Regions from separate parts of the Homo sapiens genome. Here region 2 is linked to region 1. Evidence: read pairs that join two places in POLR2A ChIA-PET (ENCODE). Cell type or tissue: HepG2. All regions are shown on one strand. Each heading gives the region's core, and the rest is flanking DNA. Links, peaks and the distances in the headings are about the cores only. Region 1 overlaps KALRN (kalirin RhoGEF kinase). Region 2 overlaps KALRN (kalirin RhoGEF kinase).

Region 1 (10,735 bases), core at 1,071-9,070:
TTTATCTGCACTGCAGATAAACCCTGTTTTTGTTCCTTAACAGTAGGTCTTGTGCAGCAGAGATCCTAACTCACCGAGGCAGAAGCTTTGGTATAACAAATGACCAAGTGACCATAAAGCACCAGGGGCAGCTCTGGGAGATAGGAACATGGGGGATCTCATGGCCTTTGGGTGGAGCCAGGGAGCCAAACGAATTCTAAAGCAGAATTCCGTGCCGCGGCTTGAGCAACCAATAAAGCGGAAAGACTTTAAGGACTCAGTAAAGTCCAAGAATACCAGATGCTCCTGTAAGATGGAATTGAACTCTGTAAAGTGGAAAGAACTTTATTAGTTCTTCCTCATATGGAACGAAGAAAACTCCCACCCACAGGTCTAGATTCTGCCCTCTGGGGTAATAAAGAGTTAGTTGCTCTTTGCAACCTCATTCCCATGGCAGTGCTTCAATTACTAGAAGACAGCTCTCATGTGTCTTCTCCTAACTTCTCCCCATAGTTAACCTTGGTTTCCTCAACTTTCCTTCAAATTACATGGACCACATGGTTTGGTTACCTCCTCTGGGCCCCTCCAGTTTGTTCAAGAACATTGTAGAAGGTTGCATTTAGAATAGAATAATAGAATGCATTGGCTGGGCGTGGTGGCTCATGACTGTAATCCCAGCATTTTGGGAGGCTGAGGTGGGTGGATTACTGTGGTTAGGAGTTTGAGACCAGCCTGGCCAACATGGTGAAACCCTGTGTCTACTAAAAATACAAAAATTAGCCAGGCATGGTGGTGTGCCTGCAATCCCAGCTACTCAGGAGGCTGAGGCATGAGAATCACTTGAACCTGGGAGGTGGAGGTTGCAGAGAACCGAGATCATGCCGCTGCACTCCAGCCTGGGCGACAGAGTGAGACTCTGTCTCAAAAAAAAAAAAAAAAAAGAAAGAAAGAATCGAATGCATTAGTCACACACAGCTCATGATGTGTATGGTTTGAATACCTTTGAATACTATTGCTTCTTTTGATCTGTACATTGTACTTTCATTAACCAAGCCTGTGATAATACTCACTATCTTCGCAGCTATCACACAGTTGTACTTAGTCAAATAAATACTCCAGAGCTTTTATGAGCTCTGAATCTTTTCTTCTTCTAAGCGGAAGAACTGATAAGGAATAGGACTAAGAGTCTCGAAGGTGAAAATGCAACTTAGTGCTCCCAAGCATGGCTGAGATATTCTCAACCTAGTATTGTTACATTGCTACCACATGTGGGAAGGGGAGAAAGAGAAAGTGGTGGAAAGGACCAAGAATCAAATTTTGGTAGGAAGATTCTAAGAAACCAAACCACGGCTTCCTCTTTCCTTTCTGTGACGTGAGCTTGGTTTTACATGTTAAGCCAAAGATAGCTCTAATTCTGGGCTTACTGTAGGTCCTCAAGAGTAGTTATTGCTGGAAGAAGTTATATCCTTCATTATGGCACACTCACCACAGAAAGGACATTCATTCAACAGACATTTATTGAGAGCCTATAATAAAGCCAATCAACACCAATGCCATCCCACATCCCCTCTTCTCTAGAAAATTTGCTGTGATGGGACTTTTCTATGTCTTTGCTTACATGTTTAACACCATCGATCACACAAATTAGTGGTCTGGAGACTGTCAGCAGTGCAAAGCTTAGCAGTAGTAGTGGGCAAAAAGGTAATCCAAAATATAAAAATAGACTCTGGAAACAAGTGTTCATGAAAAACCCACTAAGTGTAAAAGACTTTTTTATACTAATAGAGCAAAAAATAATAATATCCTAAATGACTTACCATCTAGCTAGGGAGGTAAAACGCAAATGAAATCATTACGATATTTTAACAAATTACACCACAGAGCTGCTTAAGAGCTGTCCCAGGCAGTATGTGGCTTTAGTAATTACCATGGGATTATAATGGAAATTTGGCCTGGGCTGGTCAGAGAAGCCCTTGTAGAGGAGGAGATCTGAGTAGGACCCTGAATGACCACTATGCTCTAGATAAGCAAACATAAGAGGGAGAACATTCCAGAGAAATGGGGCCATATGAACAAAAACTTGGAGGGAAGAAAGCCAAGTGTGAGTTCGAGGATAGCAAAGAAAACAATTTGTTTGGAACAGAGTTCAACAACCAAATAAATAACTAGATGGTGGAAAGGTAGGTTGGAGAACAGGCTACAAAAATATCAGAATATTAGGTAAGTGTGGACTTTATGTATAGGCCAGTGATTCCCAAACTTTGATTATATATCTCTGTCACTGAAAATAATTTTGCTCGTGTACCCCCAAACATGTAACTTGTTTATAAATTCTATATTTATGCTACTGTACTATCATTATATACATAAGAAAACACACACAAAACCATTTTAAAATGATATAAAGAGGCTCTAATATTTTCTTCCCATACCCCAGTAAGTTGTCTTATGTACCTGAGGGCACCCCCCCATTGGAGACCACTGCTTATGTAGCCAAGAGGGAGGCAATAAGCAGTGTTTACAGAAGACCAATTGGGTGTGAAGGCAGACTTAGCAGAGAAAAGGCAGGCAATGGCTACTGCAATACTCCAGGAATGAATTCAGGGCCCATGCTCAGATGGTAAAAGAAAAAATGCAAAAAAGAAAGAAAAAGGATGACTTTAAGAAAAAAATTAAATACAGCATTTGTAGAATGAAGAGGGTATATAGGTTGGTGTGGAGAGGGAGAGCAAGTGAGAAGCAGTCAGAGAGGGGTCTTTGAAAGTCAATGTAGTGCCCAGAAGAGTACTTAACTCCTGCTGGTAGGAAAAGGAAAGATGGCAGGAAAATAGACGATTTTCAGGAGTTTGACACTAGGTACTGAAAACAGCAGGTTTTTGTTTTTTTTTTTTTAATTAGAAAGGAAAATTTAGCAGGAAAAGAATAAACTCATATGTATTAAACCTCATTCATATAGTATATGCTGGGATATCTGAAAAGGGAGTTACTATAGTCAAAATTATTAGGTAGCTTTCCATAGAGAGCATCCATCATTTTCCTCTAGCTCCTGGGCCAAGTGATTAATAAGACTGCCCAATAGAAGTCTGGCAGAAGCACAGACATTTATCCTAATGAGAATTGCAGGAAAAGCTAAATGGGTGATATGGATGAGAGTGAAAGAAAGGAAAATGCTTCCAATTGTCATCCTGTGGTGATACACTTAAATGTAAAAACAGGAGAGTGGAGGAACAGCTCCATCCTAATGAGCTATCCAAAAAGGGGCCCTTTCACCAGCATTATGCCAAAACCCCAAACCTGCTCAGACTCATCACCTATCCCTCCAACGGGCTGATGGGTCCATGAGACAGTCACAGGCTAGACAGGCTGCCAGTGGCTTATGTTCAGTTTTTCCCCCCATTGTAGGGCTAGGCACTGACTCTCTTAATTTATTGTGGTGAGGTATCCACACACTTTTGCCCATTCCCCTTTATAATCAGCAGTCTACTTTTGAAAGACTTTGCACGCTGGAAGGCTACCCAAGTCCCCATAAAATTTCCTAGTGCTGTCAAATATCCAATCAGTGTGTTCTGGGTCTCAGCATCGCGGTGTACTAGCTTCTGGGCTAACCAAATACATATCAATCACTGACTGAATGCCACTTGCCTGTGGGCCGCTGGATCAGGCTTGCAATGAGGTGAGTTTGTCTTGAATAGTTTTCAACTTTCATCAACACTGCAGCCCCCAAATGATGTATTAATTCCCTATACCCATTCCCAAACAAAGTCAAAAAGGACTCTGGGGTACAGCTTTTTAGAAACCATCATTAGCTGCAATCACATAGGAAGAATGAGGACAGGTGCAAAGGAGAAAACGGCAGACAGATGCAAGCCTGGAGCAGTGTGAAGGTGAGACACACACAGAACTGCCTCCAGGACCCCCACTTACCAGCTTGTTTTTGACCAACTTTTCTATTGCATTGACAAGGTCTGCAGCAGTAGGTACTTCAGTGGAAGCCTGCCGGGCTGCTAGCAAAGAGGAGGACTGCAAGACATCGGGCAGCAGAGGAAAAGCAGATTAGCAAAGAATAAGGAACAGTGATCAGGAAATAAAACAGAAAGTCCAAAGCTCAAGCCAGGGAAGGGAAGCAAAGTTCTGTGTTTAGACGGAAGAGGTGACAGAGGGAGAAGAGTGTGGGTGTAATACATACAGGCCTGCCCAACCCCTTATTAGGAATTCTAGCCAGCAGCAAATGGATGGTACTAGGCTATCCTTAGGCAAGCCTATGAAGGAGGGGAGAGGAGAAATCACTGACTTCCTGGGAGGCCTACAGACTAGTGTTGTACCTACTGACAGCAACAGCTTGGAGGGCGGGGGCTACTGCTCTGTGGGCAAACGAGACTTTGGCCACTACACAGCTGCCCGTTGCTGTTTTGGGGTGTGAAGGATTCAACAAACCCAGCCTTGAGTGTGTCCAAAAAAGGGAAACAGTCCTTGCTTTACTACAGCCTTAGATATAGATCTTTATTATGTGTCCAGCAAAAATGCTAGGGGCAGGACCCTTAGAGACCAGCAAGCTAGATACTCCCTTCCTATATTCTCTCCCTCTGTCTTCCTCTCCCGCTCTGCCCCTGACACACATACACCCTTACCCCTCCACAAAGCATAGCTGGCTCTGGTAAGGCCCCTGAACTGGAACACTAGGAAGTAATAAAAGGCTTTAGCAGGAGTCCTGAAGCAGCTAGGAACTACCCTGTTCATAGTAAAGAGAGACGACTCCAGGACCTCCCTGTGTCCCTTTTCCCCTGCACCAGCAGTGAGGAGTTGTCCATGTGGTTGTTTGTGTGGTCAATGGTTTGGGGCTTCCTGCTCACTGAAGGATGGTGGTTTTTTGTTTGGCTTTTTCTTCCTTCTTCTACCTGAGAAGAAACTGGGGGAGAAATAGTTAACCCTGCACCGTTTGTGTGTGCTTTTACTTCCAGCTTATCAGAGCAGGGGGCAGTGGTGTTCCCAAGGCCAGGACATAGGCTCCTTCAAGTTTGCCCCTTGGGTTAGAGAGAAAGTTTCAAAAATGAAGCTTCTCATCTAATCTAAGTTACTTTATTAAGTCTTTGCTTCTGAGATGGGAGGAAAATAATTATAATTAAGGAAGATATAACAATATTCTTTTTCCTCTCTTGGGGACTGCAGGAAAAAGCTTACGTCCATGTGGAAAATCAAGCTATCCTCTTTTTAATCTAGTAATCCTACTCCTGGGAATTTATTCCAAGGACAGAAGTCAAAAGAACAAATGCTGTATATACACAGTGATCTGTATGTAGTAGTATTAGCCATAGTAGCAAACAATGGAAACACCCTGTTAGGATGTCCCCAACAGGCTGATCAAACACATTATGGAACAGCAAATAAGCAAAATTTTCTCCAGCTATTAAAATTACAGCTAGGAAGAAAAAAATTCATGCAATTTTAGGAAATGGTAGTAAATAAAACATTGGACACAACATATGCATATTATAATTGTAAAAGTAAAACGTACACACATAAGAAAAAGATTAGAAGGAAACAAGGAGAAGACAATTGCACAATATTACAACGGTGAACTTTTAAAAATTCCTTTGACAGTGTTGTAAAAATTGTTTTAATACATCCAACTCCATTTGCTAGATGCTCTGAAGTTCATCCCACTCCCAAACATTTATAAAAAACATACAGAAATCAAACAAGCAGGAATAAGGAGAGTTCATGTATCTGAAAGGAGACTGTTGCCATCTGCCCCATTTCTGCATAAGGAAAAGGCTACACAAATAAAGGTAAGTCAGAATTCTGGGTTAAAAATTATCCAGAAACAATGTAACATCCATTTCTGTAAACAAGCTGTGTTTGAGGGAATTAGAGAGAGAAGGTGGTGACCTTATGCAAGTGGGGCCCTTGCACAGAGGGCTGTGTGAGACATGGGCACCCTACTCCTTAGGCCATGATCGCTGTTTATAAAATACATTACAAGTAGGCAGGTCTCATTTCCATCTCAAGGTGAAGCACCAGCACTTCTGTCTCAGGAACCCAGGATGGTATAACACCAGCCTTCCTACTATGTCTCTTCCCAATAATCCAGAGTCAAAGAGCTGGCCCTGAAGACAGGGCCACCAACATCACCTAGGAGGGGCCACGACTAGGTGAGTCACATCATGGGGGCAGCTGCCACATCTCAGAGTCCCTAGACTTTGTCCTTCCGGCCTAGCACAGAGGAAGACTTCAGTTAATGTCTGTGGGTTAACAATTCAAATGCAAAGCAGAGAGAATTAAAATAAGAACTGAGATGTCACCAGAAAGGACACACCCGCAGGAGGCTGTCCCACTACAGGGCAGAGCACTAGAGAGCACAGGAGAGCCTGGAGGGACAGGTAGACAAGCTGCCACATCCACTACCACCACTGCAACAAAACAGCACTTGAAAAAGCAAATGGAAAGTGCCATACAGTCAAAACCCAAACCTGCCGCTTCCACGTCCAGAGTCTAAGAGAATCAGCAACACTTAAGGCAGAAAAAAAAAGGTGATGTGAAAGCAGAGCTGCAAGGAGACTGAGTGACAAGTGAGGGAGAACATAAAGCTGCCCCAAGCCTCGGGTCAGTACCTGGAAGCACGTCTAACCTACGCTTCTGCTCCAGAACAACTGGGATGATCACCGGGTGACTGGAGACACAGGGGGCATCGATATTTCAAATACCAGTGAGCCTATGCATGCCAGCGGGCCGGGGAATCTTGCAAAGCAAAGTCAGGCAATTTCGCATATTAAGTTTGCCCACCTTTGACAATAACTTCCCCTTAGCAGCATCTTCATTCCTCATACCGTCATTGCAAAATTTGACCAACACTGGGCTTGACTGGTAGCTACCATTAGTTAGAGTTTAGAGTTGACTATAGGGAAAACAACTAACATGCAGGTTGTACAGTCAGGTACGACAAAATGGTTGTGGACTGGAACTACCTGGAATTGCTCCTTTTAGGATGTGCTGCTTCCAAAGACAGAGCCATTACCCTTTATCAACAGGACAAGACACCAGGCAGATTCCCACTTTGAGAATTCTGCACACACCCCCTCCACTGCCTAGAATGAAGTTGGACCTCCAGGGTTGGGGAAGGGACACCTACCAAATAGAGACACAATTGGTATCAACATGGATTCATGTGGACGACGAGATAACATGGGAGAAAGAGTATGACTACCCCCATCACACACAAAAAACAAAATCACGCACGGCACGTTGCTCTTTTAAGTGAGCAAGTAAAGAAGTTCTACCATTTCATCCTGTGTAGGGTCGTTGTCAAAAATCTTCATAGGTGGTGGGAGGGGTGTGTGTGACTCTTCATCCGGCTCATCTTCACCCCAACCTTTCTTGCTCTTCTAGAACAAAAGAGCAGCATTAGTTACTGTGTCACAAACATGCCAGTGGTTCTGGACTTGACATTAACAAAAATAATACATAGGAGGAGAGTTCCTCTCTCAACTCACTCTTAACTGTTCAGTCGCAATTTCCTCTTTTGATACATGGATACACCTGCTTATTTCAAATGAGAGTGAGCACCAGTGGGGAACACACACACACACACACACACCCCCAAAAAGAAGCAAAACCAGAAACTATCTATCTTATCGATTAGCAAGAAAAGAAAAAGCTGGAAGTAGTCAGAGAGAGCCTAACTTTTACATTTTTGTAGGGCTATGAAACCATAGCCCAAATGCCGCCAGGCTTAGCTGCCATTTCCAGAGGGAGAAATGGCAGGTAGCATAAAATCACAACAAGAGGGGGTCCAGTTACACATCACAAAGAATTTCTTAGCCACATCAGTGATTAGAGCAGGATTGTGTGCCAAATAAAACAGGTATCTCATTTCCCCAACCAAAACATATCCACTGTCTTTTGGTTACAGAATCTCAGCTTCATCCAGCCTAACTTTGGCTACAGTCTCTCAAACCTTCCAGTATGGGCGTTCATTAGTTTTCATGAAGGCCCATTTAATCACTGACTGACTCCTAGATTAAACTTTTTCTTTGAGCGGAAACCCTGCCTATTGTAATCTTCATCTGTTCATCATAGTTATCTGGAGTAACTCTGGATGATCTATTCCTTTTGATGTGTGGCACTGCTCAAGAGACTTGAAAACAGCTACAATCTCCCAGCACAGTCCTGTTTTCAAAATGAAACAATCTTCATTCTTTTATTCTAAATCTAAACAGGTCTAGCTGGTTTTAATGTAGTCCTTAGTAGAGGTAGGGAACTAATGACCAAATGACTCCCCTCAGGCCCAGGTCCTATCTCCAAATCTGGCAAATGGTTTCTGTCTGCTGGAAGTCTTAGGGGCTAGTCAGCTTCTGAATCAGCCACAAATCAAACTGGCCAATGTCTTAAGAATAAAAAGAATCCAAATCACTTAGGCTCAAGGTAACACACTAATGGAGATTTGAGATGGCCTAGTTGACAAAACCTGAGGAAGGAGACATGTCAGAAGGCCCTCCTGATGGACAACTCCAGGGCCCCCTGTAAGTACCTCATCAGCGCTGTCTCCCTGAGGGGTTGTTTCATCCCCAGGCTTGGGAGATCCCAGGTCAAAGCTCTTCCGACCATCGCGAACTTTCTTCTGCTTTTTGATGTTTCCATCTGCCTTCCCGCTGTTAAGCCGACGCACAGGACTCGTCAGCCACTTCTTAAGAGTGTTGGTGGAGCGCTTGGGACCCGGGGAACTGTGGATGGAGTTCAGGGAGGGCTGGGCCTGCAGGTTGGCCACGGACTCGGACTTGCCTCCATTCTCGCTTGAGGAATGAGAGTATGCATCTGAGGAAAACGGACAGACACAGCCATGTCAGAGGTGGTGAAGGCAGGCCGCAAACCTGGGACTGAGACAGCTCCATCCTCAGGAAGCTAGGACACAAGGCAGAATGTCCAGGCCAGCTGTAGACCCCAGTCCAGAGAACCCTCTCAACAACAGTAAGAAAGGCAAACGCTCACTCAATTTTTAAAGTATGAAGCACCATTCCCGGTACTATGGATACAGGAGTGGGCAGAAGACAGAAACTCCTGCCTTCGCGGAGTTTACATTCTGGTGGGAAACACATATAATAGACTATAAAAATAAAATAAGCAAAATGAAAAGTATGACAGGTGGTGAGAAGTGCTACATCAAAACACAAAGTACGGGAAGGGATTAGGGAGTGCTGGGGTTGGAAAAGGGGGTGCAGATTGAAGAGGTGATCAGGGCCAGTCTCATGACATGACATGTGAGCCAAGGCCTAGTGGTGGTGACGCCATCTGGCGAAGGGCCTTCTGGGCGGAAGAGCAAACACAAAGGTCCCAAGGCAAGGCCTGGGGTGGCCTTGGTGGAGTAAGCCGGGGGGATCAGTAAGAAAGGAAGTCAGAAAAGCTACTGGGAGCTGGGTCAACAAGCATGTGGTAAGCCAGTGCTATGCCTCTGGCTTTTACCTGGAGTGAAAACCCACTGGAAGATTCTGAGCCAGAGTGATTCAATCTGGCTTATATTTTTAAAGGTCATTCTGGTTTCTATATTGAGGGCAAGTGGAAATAGGGAAACTGGTTGGGAGGCCACTGCACTATTCCAGGTGAGGGATGTTGGTGGTTTAGAAGTAGGGTGGTCCTAGTGGTTGTTAGAAGTGATCAGATTCTGGAGATGTTTTGCTGGAAGGGCCAATATGAATTGCTGACAGACTATGTGTGTATGGGATATGAAAAAAGAGTCAAGGGTATCTCAGGTTTTGGGTCTGAGGTTAGGATGGGGTTCCTGAGATGTGGAAGAATATAGGAGGAACAGGACTCAGGGAGGAAATATAGGAGTTTAGGTTTAGACATCTTTGAGATGCCCATTAGATACCTGAGTGGAGAAATTGAATAGCAGCTTGCCTTCAAGTCTGGAGCTCAGGGGAGAAAGTGCTGGTGAGCTGGAGATAATTGCAGAGTTGTCAGAGGAGAGATGGGGTTGGAAGCCATGAAGCTGGGTGAGATCAGCGAGAGGCATGGGTATGGATAAAGACAAAGTCCAAAGACTAAGCCAGAAGCAGGAAGACGAGAGGACAAGAAAGTAGCCAGTGAGGTAGGAGTAAAACCAGGAGGGTGGGGTGTTCTGGAGGCTGCACGTGGAAAATGTCTTACAAAGGGAGAAATCGGCGTGTCAAATGCTGCCTGATAGGTCAGGAGAGTTGACCTAAGAATTAAGTCTTAAAACTGAGCAACATGGAGATCATTGGTGACTTTGAAAAAAGCAGCTGTAGTGGAATGGAGGGGGCCATGGCCTAATTAGAGAGGATGCAAGAGCATGGGTGTGAGAAACAAGACAGAGTATAGAGAATTCTTGTACTGTTTTAAAGGCACAGTGATTGGAGAACAAGAGTTTGTTTTGTTTTGTTTTGTTTTTTAAATCTCAGCATATTGTTTGTAAGCTGTATGCCATATATTGACTATTTTCAATCGTATATGCTTGCAATAGCCTAAACATTTTATGTGGACTATCATTTCATTCTCCGTATAACTCTATGAGGTAGGTTCTGTCATTATCCTCATTTTACAGAAGAAGAAACTGCAGACTTAAAGAGTTAACTTGCTTAAGGACATACAGCTCATAGGGGCAAGGTGAAATCTGAACTGCAGACAGCCAGACTTGAGCACTAAACTACACTACTGGAGCCGGGTGTGGTGCCTCATGCCTGCAATCCCAGCTACCCAGGAGGCTGAGGCAGGAGAATCACTTGAACCCAGGAGGCGGAGGTTGCAG
Region 2 (10,735 bases), core at 910-8,909, 54 kb before region 1:
GCCCCTTCCCTAGGGTTATGATATCCCCTGGCGCTTTTCATGATCCTCACCAACCACTGCGTCTCACACTAGGCTTCTTGGACCCACTGATATTTTATGACCTGGCCTCTTTATGGTCTCTGCTGGGAATACCAAGGAATGATGGTCTTCTTCTTTTTCCCATACACACAAATTAAGTCAATGAATGAAAGTTTCTTGATTCTAGGTGCTTCTTCCACTAATGTTTCTCAAGCATCTAGGGCTTGCTACCACTTGTCCACTGTAAGCAACAGTACACAGTCCAATTCATAGTTAGTAACAATAAATGCTGACACAATGATTGGGAGGCAGTCAGCTAAGTTTTGTTAAATGGACTCTGTGTGTAGAAGCATCCTTGCGGCTTGATTTTCTATTGCACATTTTAGAATTAGTCGTTTCTTTTTCTAATAACACTGTTCTTAGGTGAGGAATTAAACATCTCACTGTTTCACAGCAACCTGAAAGGCACAAAAAATGTCAGGATGTCCAGATGTGAGGATTACATTTTTACTACAGGTCTGGAGCCTTCGCCACTTAAATCAGAAGTCTAAATCTTCTGACTTAGAGATTCACTTGGGGATCTGTAGGGAAAGATCATCTACCAGGGTGAATGTAAGGCAGTGACTGTAAAAACTCTTCATAAGTATGGTGCATGCTTGACTTGAGATATAAAGGTTTATGTTTTTCCCTATTTGTTTAATGTGGGTCTGGAGCACAGTCTTTACAAACCATTCTGTTGATCCCAGGTATGTCTACGTGGTGCTGAGCACCGTGGGAAATGTGTGCTGGTGCTGCTGCAGGTGTCCATCAGGCTGCAGCGTGAGTGGCAGAGGCTCTGACTAACACTTGAGTCTCCTCAGTCTCTCTCTAATCAAGTCCAAGTGTTTGCCCAAGAACAGGCTCCAGGGCAGCTATTCTCTTGCAGAGCCCAGTCACCAGAGCAGAAGTTGCACCCCAGATTCAGCCTCTCAGTGCTGTGTCAAGCAAGGGGCTGCTGTTGCTGATGTTAGGGCAATCGGCTTACCAAGAGGAGACCGTGTATGTGGCTGAGCTGTTATCAGTGTCAAGGATGTTCTGGTCTGGACCCTTCCAAGTGATGGTGGGCTTTGGCCGCCCACAGACTTTGCACTGCAGTATCACTGTGTCCCCAAGCAAGCAGGTCACATCCACCAAGGGCACAAGGAATTCTGGGGCCACTGTGATCAAATCAACATACATTAACATCATTCAGAGCAAATTTAGAATAAAATGGCCATTTTGTTTTAACACACCTCTCTCATTTCCCACCCATGTCATGTAATGATTCAAATAACCTTCAGTATAACACTGGTGAGTCATCTGGGTCTCTTTAAAAAGTGTTTAAAAGAGATAACTGTTTATTATAGAAAAAAATAGGAAATATAAACAGAAAGAAAGAAAAGCTCCATAATGTCATAATCCAGAGATAATTACTGTAGGCATTCTGGTATATACCCTTTTGGGCTTTATATAAACAGACTTCTTATAAAACTTGGATCCCATTATACATATCGCAAGCTTTAGTCTTTTTCATCTAATAATTTATCATAAACCTCTTTCCTTGTCCATTGATACAGAACTATATCACCATTGCTTACAGCCAGTGCTTTAGTGCTGGATTAACTATAATTTATTTAACCAATCCCCATGTTTCCAATTCTAATGCTTTTTAACTCACCTTCTTGGATGAAATTTGGATTTAAGATCTGAAAAACAAAAAGACACAGAAAATTGCTTGAATCCTAAACTACTAAAAGAGAACAAGGGACTTCACCGTATTGAGTAAAAAGAAAGTACAATTTAGGGAGATGAGGCCTGGAGCCCAACTTCCCACTGTGTTGTGACTGTATTACTGTCACATTAGTAAAACCTCTCTTTAGCAACAATTGGCACTTGGTTTACTCTGTCTAATTCAGTTGTTCACATTCCTGCCTGGCAGCGTGCGGCCCCAGGCAGGTTTATTGTAACTTGGAGCTCTGCTAGCAGAGGTCTTTCTGTCCTCCCTCTTCTCAGTTGCTTTTCTTCCCTTCACAGGCAGAAAACCCACTCTCTTGGTCATTATGCACACAAGCAGTGTGGTGGCACTGATTCTTCCTAGCATCATAAACTCAAAAATAGAGGACCTGAGACCTATCAAACTGGAAGGGTCATTGAAATTCACTAATACAGTGGATTCCTTCCAAATGTCCTCCCTTTACCCTTTACTCATCCCCACGCAGGGGAAACGACTCTTCAAGCAGCTAAACAACAGAGCTTCTCTGGATGAAGGGGAATAAGAGAAGTCGTCTGTCTCTTCTTTCTCAAGCATGATCTCCTATAGCCCAGGCCTGCATGGGGCAACTTGAAGCCACTGACCCAACCATTCCAACCCTTTCCACTTCATAGGTGAGAAAATGAATACTAAGTGACTAAGCCGACTAACTCTGGTCACAAGGCTGGTTCAAGGGAGGAACTGATAGGGCTCTTGGTATATACCATGCTGCCTGCCTCAGGACACCCTGGAGATTTCACAGTAGGGAAAACATTTTAGCCAACTAGCCATTCTGGAAAGCTACATCTTCTTGAGGAGATGGTCACTTTTCCCCCCATCTTTTGTATTACCACTAATCATCCATGTCCAGATTGTACAGCCTGGCATTGTTTTAAAAAAGCACGGACTTTGGAGATAGGCTGAGGTCATCTGTTTTGTTTAATGTGATTGTATGTTAATTACGTAATAACTGATGTTCCACTATAATATGGGGATAAATAATACCTAGTGTAAAGTGTTATCACAAAGATTAAATAAAATCTTGTACATCAAGTGCTTAGCACAATGCCCGGCAAATAACAGGTACTCAATACCTATTTAAATAAAGATGATCTCATTTTAATCATCTTCCTTCTGCTAAGCAGACTGTTATTAAAGTGGCTTACCTTTAATAGCTTATTTGGCAAAATTCTTCTTTCCTTTATCATGAAGCCAGAAAACTCACAAGCCTTACAAAATAGCCCAACTGGGGCCTCTGCACTTATTTCCCTGTATGTATGCATATCTTTGTGAACATGCATGGTTTCTGTGTGTTCTTCCCTTATAGAGGAATCCATATAAACCCTTTGGAAGAAAGACATTATTTCCTTCTTTGCGTTCCCCTTTGCAAATCAAGTGCCTGCTTATACCACCCAGGTTTTCTAAAAAGTGGGCTGCAGAAAACCCTTGTGAAGCCAAGTTCTGGGCTGAGTGCCCCAACTCTGGCCATTGCAATGCCCTCTGCTAGTCTCAAAAGACCACTTACACCTCTGCTTAGCCTATCTTTAAATCAGTGGTTCTCAACGCCTGACCTGGGCAGCCTTAAAAACACGAGAGGCTAATGCCTGGGCCTCATGCCTAGAGATTCTGTTTTAATTGGTGTGAGGTGGGGCCTGGGCATTGGGATTTTTTTTAACTCTCTAAAGCGAATCAACATGCAGCCTTGTTTAATGAACCTGATGAAAGTCCCCCTCTATTCCAGGGAACTGATCTTGGATAAACCAACTTCCTGCCCCGGAGGCTTTTCTGGGGTGGGATGGGGGAGTGGATGAGAACATCTGGTAGAACCTACTGCATTTCCCACACCTAAAAGAGTTCTCTGTGTGAAAAGGTTTCGAGGCATGGCATGGGGAAGGATGTAAAGGGTTGCTCCACTCAAACTATTAAATCAACCACGAGCAGCACTGCATCACCTGTAGGGGGGCACTAAAGAGGCCAAACATTTCTCTTCCTGGTTTGGATAAGGCAGGGAGAATGGCATCCCAGTCAGTCATTTGACAGTCAAAGAAAAGAAGGCTAAGAATATTTTCTAAATGTTAACAGTGGTTATCTCAGGGTGGTAGGTTTAAGGGTGGCTTTGTCCCCATTCAAAAAACATTAACTGACCTTGTCATACTCTCTAAGTACAGTTTTGTGGGTAGAGAAATACTAAGACATAGGCTCTACCCTTGGGATTTATAAAGCATCTTGATTTGGGGTGACTGTTGTTTCCTTTCTTTTCTTATGTGGGCTTCCCAAATATTCTGCAATCAGCATGTTTCGCTTTCTTTATTTAATTTATTTATTTATTTTGAGACGGAGTTTCACTCTTCTTGCCCGGGCTGGAGTACAATGGTGTGATCTCAGCTCACCGCAAATTCCGCCTCCCCGGTTCAAGTGATTCCCCTGCCTCAGCCTCCCGAGTAGCTGGGATTACAGGCATGCGCCACCATGCCCAGCTAATTCTGTATTTTTAGTAGAGACGGGGTCTCGCCACGTTGGTCAGGCTGGTCTTGAACTCCTGACCTCAGGTGATCCGCCTGCCTCGGCCTCCCAAAGTGCTGAGATTACAGGCATGAACCACCACGCCCGGACTCACTTTCTTAATAATTATTTTTGAAGGAAAAATACAGCACGGTCGAACCTATTAGACTATAAGCTCTTCAAAGACAGGAAGTATTTGTCACTCACCTTTGTACCTCAGGGCCCTAGCCCAAGGGTCTGTCACATAAAGGGTATTTAATAAATGTTGGTGAATACATATTTGACCTTTGACTTCATTTCAGACCTTCCAAGAACTTATGAACCAGTAATTAAGTCTTATTCGCAATCTTTCTTTCCAGTGTCTCTGCTAAGGACTACACTCAAATTAGGAATATTTGCTTTTGTTTGGGCATGGTGGCTCACACCTGTAATCCCAGCACTTTGGGAGGCCCAGGCGGGCGGATTACTTGAAGTTCGCATAAGCTACTCACAAACTCCTTCATGTGCTCCTCCAAAACCCTGGAGGAAGTGCAGAGCAAATGTTATGTATCCCCATTTCCTAGGTGAGATAGGGAAGTGAAGTGTTAAGATCACAGTGACAGAGGACTGGCTCCGAGAGCTCTTGAATTTTATTCCAGTGCTCGTTCCATCATAGCATTCAGCAAAGTGGGAGGGTCTTAGGAAAAGCATTGTGAAACTTTGTCATTGACATCAAAGGCCTACCTGCTTATCTTTGCTCTCCACCTCTCTATCTATCCTATCTCTACTCAGTCCTTTAATTTAAAATCCTCCAGCAAGGACCAAGAGCCTGGGCAAGGTCCACACTAATGTTTTTTTTCTAACTTTGACTCTGGACTACGGTCATAGAAGATTCCTCCCTCATTTTTTCTCTTTCTTCTTTGAAGCAAATCAGAGTACGAACTGGAGGAGAACACCCTTCTCACACAGTAGACTAATTACCGATATATTTGTCTGTGGCTCCCTATGGACTGCAGGGCCCATGAGGACAAGGACCATATTGTTTTATTTATTATTACTTTTTATTTATATTCTTAAATTTTTTATTTTCTCTTTTTTTGAATTCTAATGGGCCATATTGTTCGCTAGTATTGCCTCCAAGCTTAGCATGATACCTGGCACATATGTGCTCTGTTGATATTTGTCAAATCAATGAAAAGCTTAAGTGGTGGGATCCTAATTTTGGGGAGGAGAGCTGAGAAAATGTCCTGCCATGAACTTGCTCAGGAATCTAATCAGTCAGTCAATGTCTGAGATGTAGCCAATAGTGATCTTCCTCCTCTGCACTCTTCTAGGGGCTGTAGGTACCTCTAAGTCTCTGACCATGAACTGCTAAGTACCATAACGTCTTACTGAACTGTATTTGCCCTACCAGACTTGTGAACCTTTTGAAGGTAGTAACCCTTTCCCGTGTTTTATGCACCATCAGTCATAAATTTTTTTTGCTATGAACCATCAGTCATATTTTTTTTTGCTATGAGTCTTGCACATAGCAGAAAAATCAAATATTTGTTGAATGAAATTAACTGAAGTCACCCAATTAGTAGACTAGAAATTAGGCTTCCTGACCACCTTGTCTAGTGGTCATTGCTGGTGTGTGCAGGATCCTGAGGGCTTTATATAAGCTGCACATTTTTCTTGAAATATAATGTTTTCCTTCCTTAGAAACAGGTTGGAGTCAATGTAAAATGATAGATGGGAAGGAGGAGAGAGCTGGAATCCAAAATAGTGGTTGTGGGCTGGGTATGGTTGCTCACGCCTGTAATCCCAGTACTTTGGGAGGCTGAGGCAGGAGGATCACTTGAGCTTAGTTCAAGACCAGCCTGGGCAACATAATGAGACCTCATCTTTACTAAAAAATAAAAACAAATGAGCTAGGTGTGGTGGTGCACAGCTACTCGGGAAGCTGAGGTGGGAGGATTGCCTGAGTCCAGGAAGTTGAGGCTGTGGCAAGCCAAGAAAGTGCCACTGTACTGGGCAACTGTTGCCTGGGCAACAGAGTGAGACCCTGTTTCAAAAAAATAAAAAAAAGAAAACATAGACGAAATAGTGGTCGTGGAGGAAAGATGACATTGTTCACATAAAATGCACATGTTCTCTCTCTGTGAAACAGCACAAGAGAATGCTGGGCCAAGTCCGGGAGGACAGGGCTGGTGTAGACACCGTGGGAAAGAACTACAGGTTCCTAAAGCTGGTTTTATTTGACCAGCAGAGGGCAGCAGGTGGCAGCGCTTCCTCCCAGGCGAGAACAAGAACCACCACAATGTGATCCATCAGCAACTTAGTTTCCTTCTGGAGAGAAATCCAATAATTTTATCGTTTTTTCTTCAAAATGGCAGGGCAGTCAGGTAAGAGGAAAGAGTTACAGGTAATATTAACCAGCACTGACTACCATAAGCTGAGCTTTGAGGAAATCTTGGCGTCTATTTTCCTTGTCAGCCAATGTCTGACTGACTCTAAGACTTAAGAGTGAGGGTGAAATTCTGTCTAGAAAATGAGTTGTTAACTGACTCCAGAAGAAAAAGACCTCCACTCCCATTTTTCCCAAATTCCTTATCACAGTCACAAAACAGAGCTCAAAACTACGTATTGAGAACACTGAAGGAATAAAAACGCTCAAATAAACATAAACCAAATACCCTAAACCCAACTGACAGCTGCCCAGAATATATTTCTATATTTTTCCTTTTTCTATTCCTTTTACACTTGTTTCATATGAACCTGTATTCAGAGTAGGCAGGAAAGGAATTTTAGATGATGAGATCTAGCAATAAAATAAAGATATAAGAAAAACAATTTTTAAGAATTTAGGTATAATAGTAGGGTTTGAAGGTTTAACCCTTCGTGTTTTCAATCTGGCCAAACTGGACTCGAATTTCTAAAGTTTTAGAAAATATTCCTACCTCTGCTCTTTTTTTTTTTTTTTTTTGACAGGGTCTCACGCTGTTGCTCATGCTGGAGTGCAGTGGCATGATCACCACTCACTGCAGCTGCAAGTTCCTAGGCTCATGTGATCCTCCTGCCCCAGACTCCCTGAGGAGCTGCGACTACAGGTGAACACAGCCACATCCAACTAATTTTTTCTATTCTTTATAGAGATGGGGTCTCGCCATGTTGCCCAGCTGGTCTTGAACTCTGGGCCTCAAGTAATCCTCCCACCTGTGCCCGCCCAATGTGCTGGGATTACAGGTATGAGCCACCACACACAGCCTCCTCTGCTCATTTCTAAATGAGCATAAGACAAGCTGTAATTTTAAAAAATGTAAATGCAACATAATCCCAAGCAGCGATAGACTTGTCTCTTTCAACTAGTTCCTTACTCCCAAGTATTTTCGTTATCATTTAGTTCTAAGTGTTTTTCTTCAACTATGATTTTTTTCTTTTACCCAGTTGTAATGAGTATGTTTTTACATTTCCAAAGATGTGAGATTTTTAAAAAGGATATTTTTGTTGATGATTTCTAACTTAATTGCATTGTGCTTGGAGGACTTGGTCTGTATGATACTGATTCCTTGTTTTTTGTTGAGGTTTGCTTTGTAAGTAGCACACATGGTCAATTTTTGTAAAAAAATTCCATATGGTTTTCCAAAAAATGTATAATCATTAATTTGGGGGTACAGGTCTCTATATGTGTCCATGTGTCAAGTACATTGATTGTTTTATGGATATTTCTAGTCCAAATATCCCCCTTTACCCCTCAATATTTTGGTTAGAGAACATTTAGTGTGCTGTCAAAAATAAAAAGGATGAAAATATGGCTTTTAACAGAATAATGAAAGCATCTATCACCCATCTCACAAGATAGTTGGTTGCAAAGGACCAAAATGGGGGTGCGTTGCTGTGTATGCACTGGTCTCCAGCTGCTCCTGGCAGCCTAGGAGTCAGTTAGGAAGGGACTGGAGGTGGGGGGCTGAGGAGGATGCAGTGGTGGAGTTACAGCTTCTTCTTTATAAATCACATTTCCAACCTAGCCATGACCTTGACTTTGGATAATGCCTTTATGTATGAGTGTTTTGGAGTCTTATCCCTTAATGATTTGGCCCTGATTATGCCCTGATTATGCCCCAATCCCCTAAACTTCCCAGAGTCTTCGGAGCTATGTAACAGATTAACATTTGTTCTGAGGACCCAGTGCCATGGCTCATGCCTATAATCCCAGCACTTTGGGAGGCTGAGGCACGAGGATCACTGGAGGCCAGGAATTCAAGACCAGCCTGAACAACATCGGGAGAACCCACTTCTAAAAAAATTTAAAAATTAGCTGGCCATGGTGGCACGTGCCTGTAGTCCCAGATATTCAGGAGGCTGAGGGTGGGAGGGTCACTTGAGCCTGGGAGGTTAGTGCTGCAGTGAGCCGAGATCATGCCACTGCACTCTAGCCTGGATGACAGAGAAAGACCCTGTCTCAAAAAAAAAAAAAAAAAAAAAAAAAAAAAAAAAATCTCACCAGTGTTTGCATAGATGCTGGTTACCTTCCTAAAGCACAGGACGAATCATATGGACTGCTTAAAACCTACTGCTGTTCCTTGGAGTCCATGGATCAAGTCCTGGCTTCCTAGCAGGTCCTTCCATGCCTTTGTTGTCTGTCTGGTCTCAACCCATCTGCCAGGCTTTATCTCCTACAGCTCTTCCTACATAACTAACCCCAGGTACTCAGACCATATACCTGCTCAGCATGTGCCAGGCACCTCCCACCTCAGGGCTTTTGTTCATGCTCTCTCCTCACCCTCTGCCTTCTCTAAGACTGCCCACATCCTATTAGTTCATCCAACCCACACACTGCTGCCCAGTGAATCAATGACCACACTCATAGGCTCCCTGGGAGACAGGCTACCTAAGAATACACAGTCCTGGGAAAGTCACTTAACCTCACTGTGCTCCAGTTTTCTCATCTATAAAGTGGGAATAACGCGAATAGTACCTATGTGATGATGTTGTTGGGAGCTCAGCACAGAGCCAGTTACACAGGAAAGACTGCTAAGTAGTAGCTACTATTATTGTGAGCCCAGTGCCTGAGTGGGTGCATAAATATCCACAGAATGAATAAATGGCTCCAGGCAGGATTAATCAGTCCCTCACCATGACTGTTAGAGCAGGTTTTAAAGTTTGCTGTGTAACATGGGCATTTATTTATACCTGCCTCCTTCTTATGCTTCTTAAGCCTTAAGCATGGGAACCAATCTTACATTGTTCGTTAGTCCTCCATAATAATCACTGCAATGCCTTGTGTTAATCAAATTGTGTGAAATTGAACTGACTAGGAACTCACGCTGAGTGAACTTTGACAGCATGGGGGTGGGGTTGGGGGGTGATGGTCTTTGCTTCTTCAATAGCAGGCTCTTAGAGGAACTTCTGGGTCAATGGTACCTTGTAATCTCATTAGTGTACAACGTAAACGAAACGGGTTAGGCCCCCAGTCTAGGGTGAGGGTGCGATGGAACATGCATGACAGGGCGTGCTGAGTGACTATGTTGACCTGAGAAACCAGTTCAGACATTTCCAACTCATGTAATTGGACTTCCTTTCTTGGTTGCTCTGGCTGGGCTCTTGAGTCATTGAGAAAGGGCGTGGGTGAGGCCAAGTAATTATCCCAATAGTCAAGAGATTTGAAAAGTTGTTGAAGAAATTCTCCTCCTAAAACAGATGTGCAGCAAAAGAGGGCCTGAGCCTGACCCTTGTTAAGAAAGTACTTGAGCCATACGAGTAGACTTCCTCTACAGCACATGCTAAGTTTGGTCTCTCAAAGCACCACCATCAAGACTTGCTCTTTTTATTAGCTGTATGACCTTGACCTCCCTGAACATGTTTCCCCCAGGAGGGTGAGAAACTCTACCCTACTTACTTCACAGGGCAATTGCAAGGAACAAAAAGCATAATAGATGTGAATCTGCTGTGGACGATCTTCTTAAAATTCTCCCAGGAGAGGGAAGCAGCCACTAAGCTCAGCTCCCTTCTCTTGGTGGCGGAATATAAATCGGTCTGCATGGAGAGTCAGAACAAAGCCAGGCAGGAAGTCTTCAAGCCACACCCTTCAGATATATTACAAAGAAAATATTTTGCAAAAATAAAACGACAGGAATGTGATGCTTCACTTTCTTTTCATCCAAAGGGTTCTTTTCATGAAAAAATTCTTTTTATAAAATGCGGAACCAGGCATCAGTGGACACACACTGGGGATGCCAGGAGGTTGGTCACCTGGCTGGGGGTGTAAAAGTTTCCTTCAATCCGTCTGGCCGGGTTATTTTGAAGCTCTAGGATAAGGAGGCCAGAGTAGCTGATGTGGTAGTTGGCGGGGAGTGGGGTGCGGGGAGTAGGCTGGCTCTTCAGATCTGAGGACATGAAAGGCGGGCCAGGGAACTGTAGGTTTGAGGAAGGAAAAAAGTACCAGCTCTGGCCGCTCAAACTTCCCAGAGCCAGGAGTGGACACTC

What was found. Peaks named below come from ENCODE experiments on the same cell type or tissue, not always from the same donor. Only the 100,000 strongest peaks of a DNase experiment are listed, where the experiment ranks them.
Region 2: POLR2A ChIA-PET joins it to region 1 with 11 read pairs; 3 of 35 experiments call an interaction of 5 or more read pairs at or near these places.

The regions. Positions count from the first base shown.
Region 1 is chr3:124,630,472-124,641,206 of GRCh38, reverse strand. It overlaps KALRN (kalirin RhoGEF kinase), which reads right to left. Exons shown (of 60, transcript NM_001388419.1): 35 at 8,504-8,787; 36 at 7,254-7,355; 37 at 3,904-3,999. Among named protein-coding and RNA genes, the nearest start is that of UMPS, 95 kb to the left of the region's middle. RefSeq lists enhancers at 2,443-3,037, 5,886-6,387. In HepG2, for the core only: a CTCF peak has its summit at 4,944; DNase peaks (open chromatin) are centred at 4,236, 5,296, 5,826 and 6,176; H3K4me3 peaks cover 583 bases.
Region 2 is chr3:124,684,811-124,695,545 of GRCh38, reverse strand. It overlaps KALRN (kalirin RhoGEF kinase), which reads right to left. Exons shown (of 60, transcript NM_001388419.1): 52 at 1,715-1,742; 53 at 1,043-1,214. Among named protein-coding and RNA genes, the nearest start is that of UMPS, 40 kb to the left of the region's middle. In HepG2, for the core only: a CTCF peak has its summit at 6,523 (motif pointing right); DNase peaks (open chromatin) are centred at 5,045 and 6,505.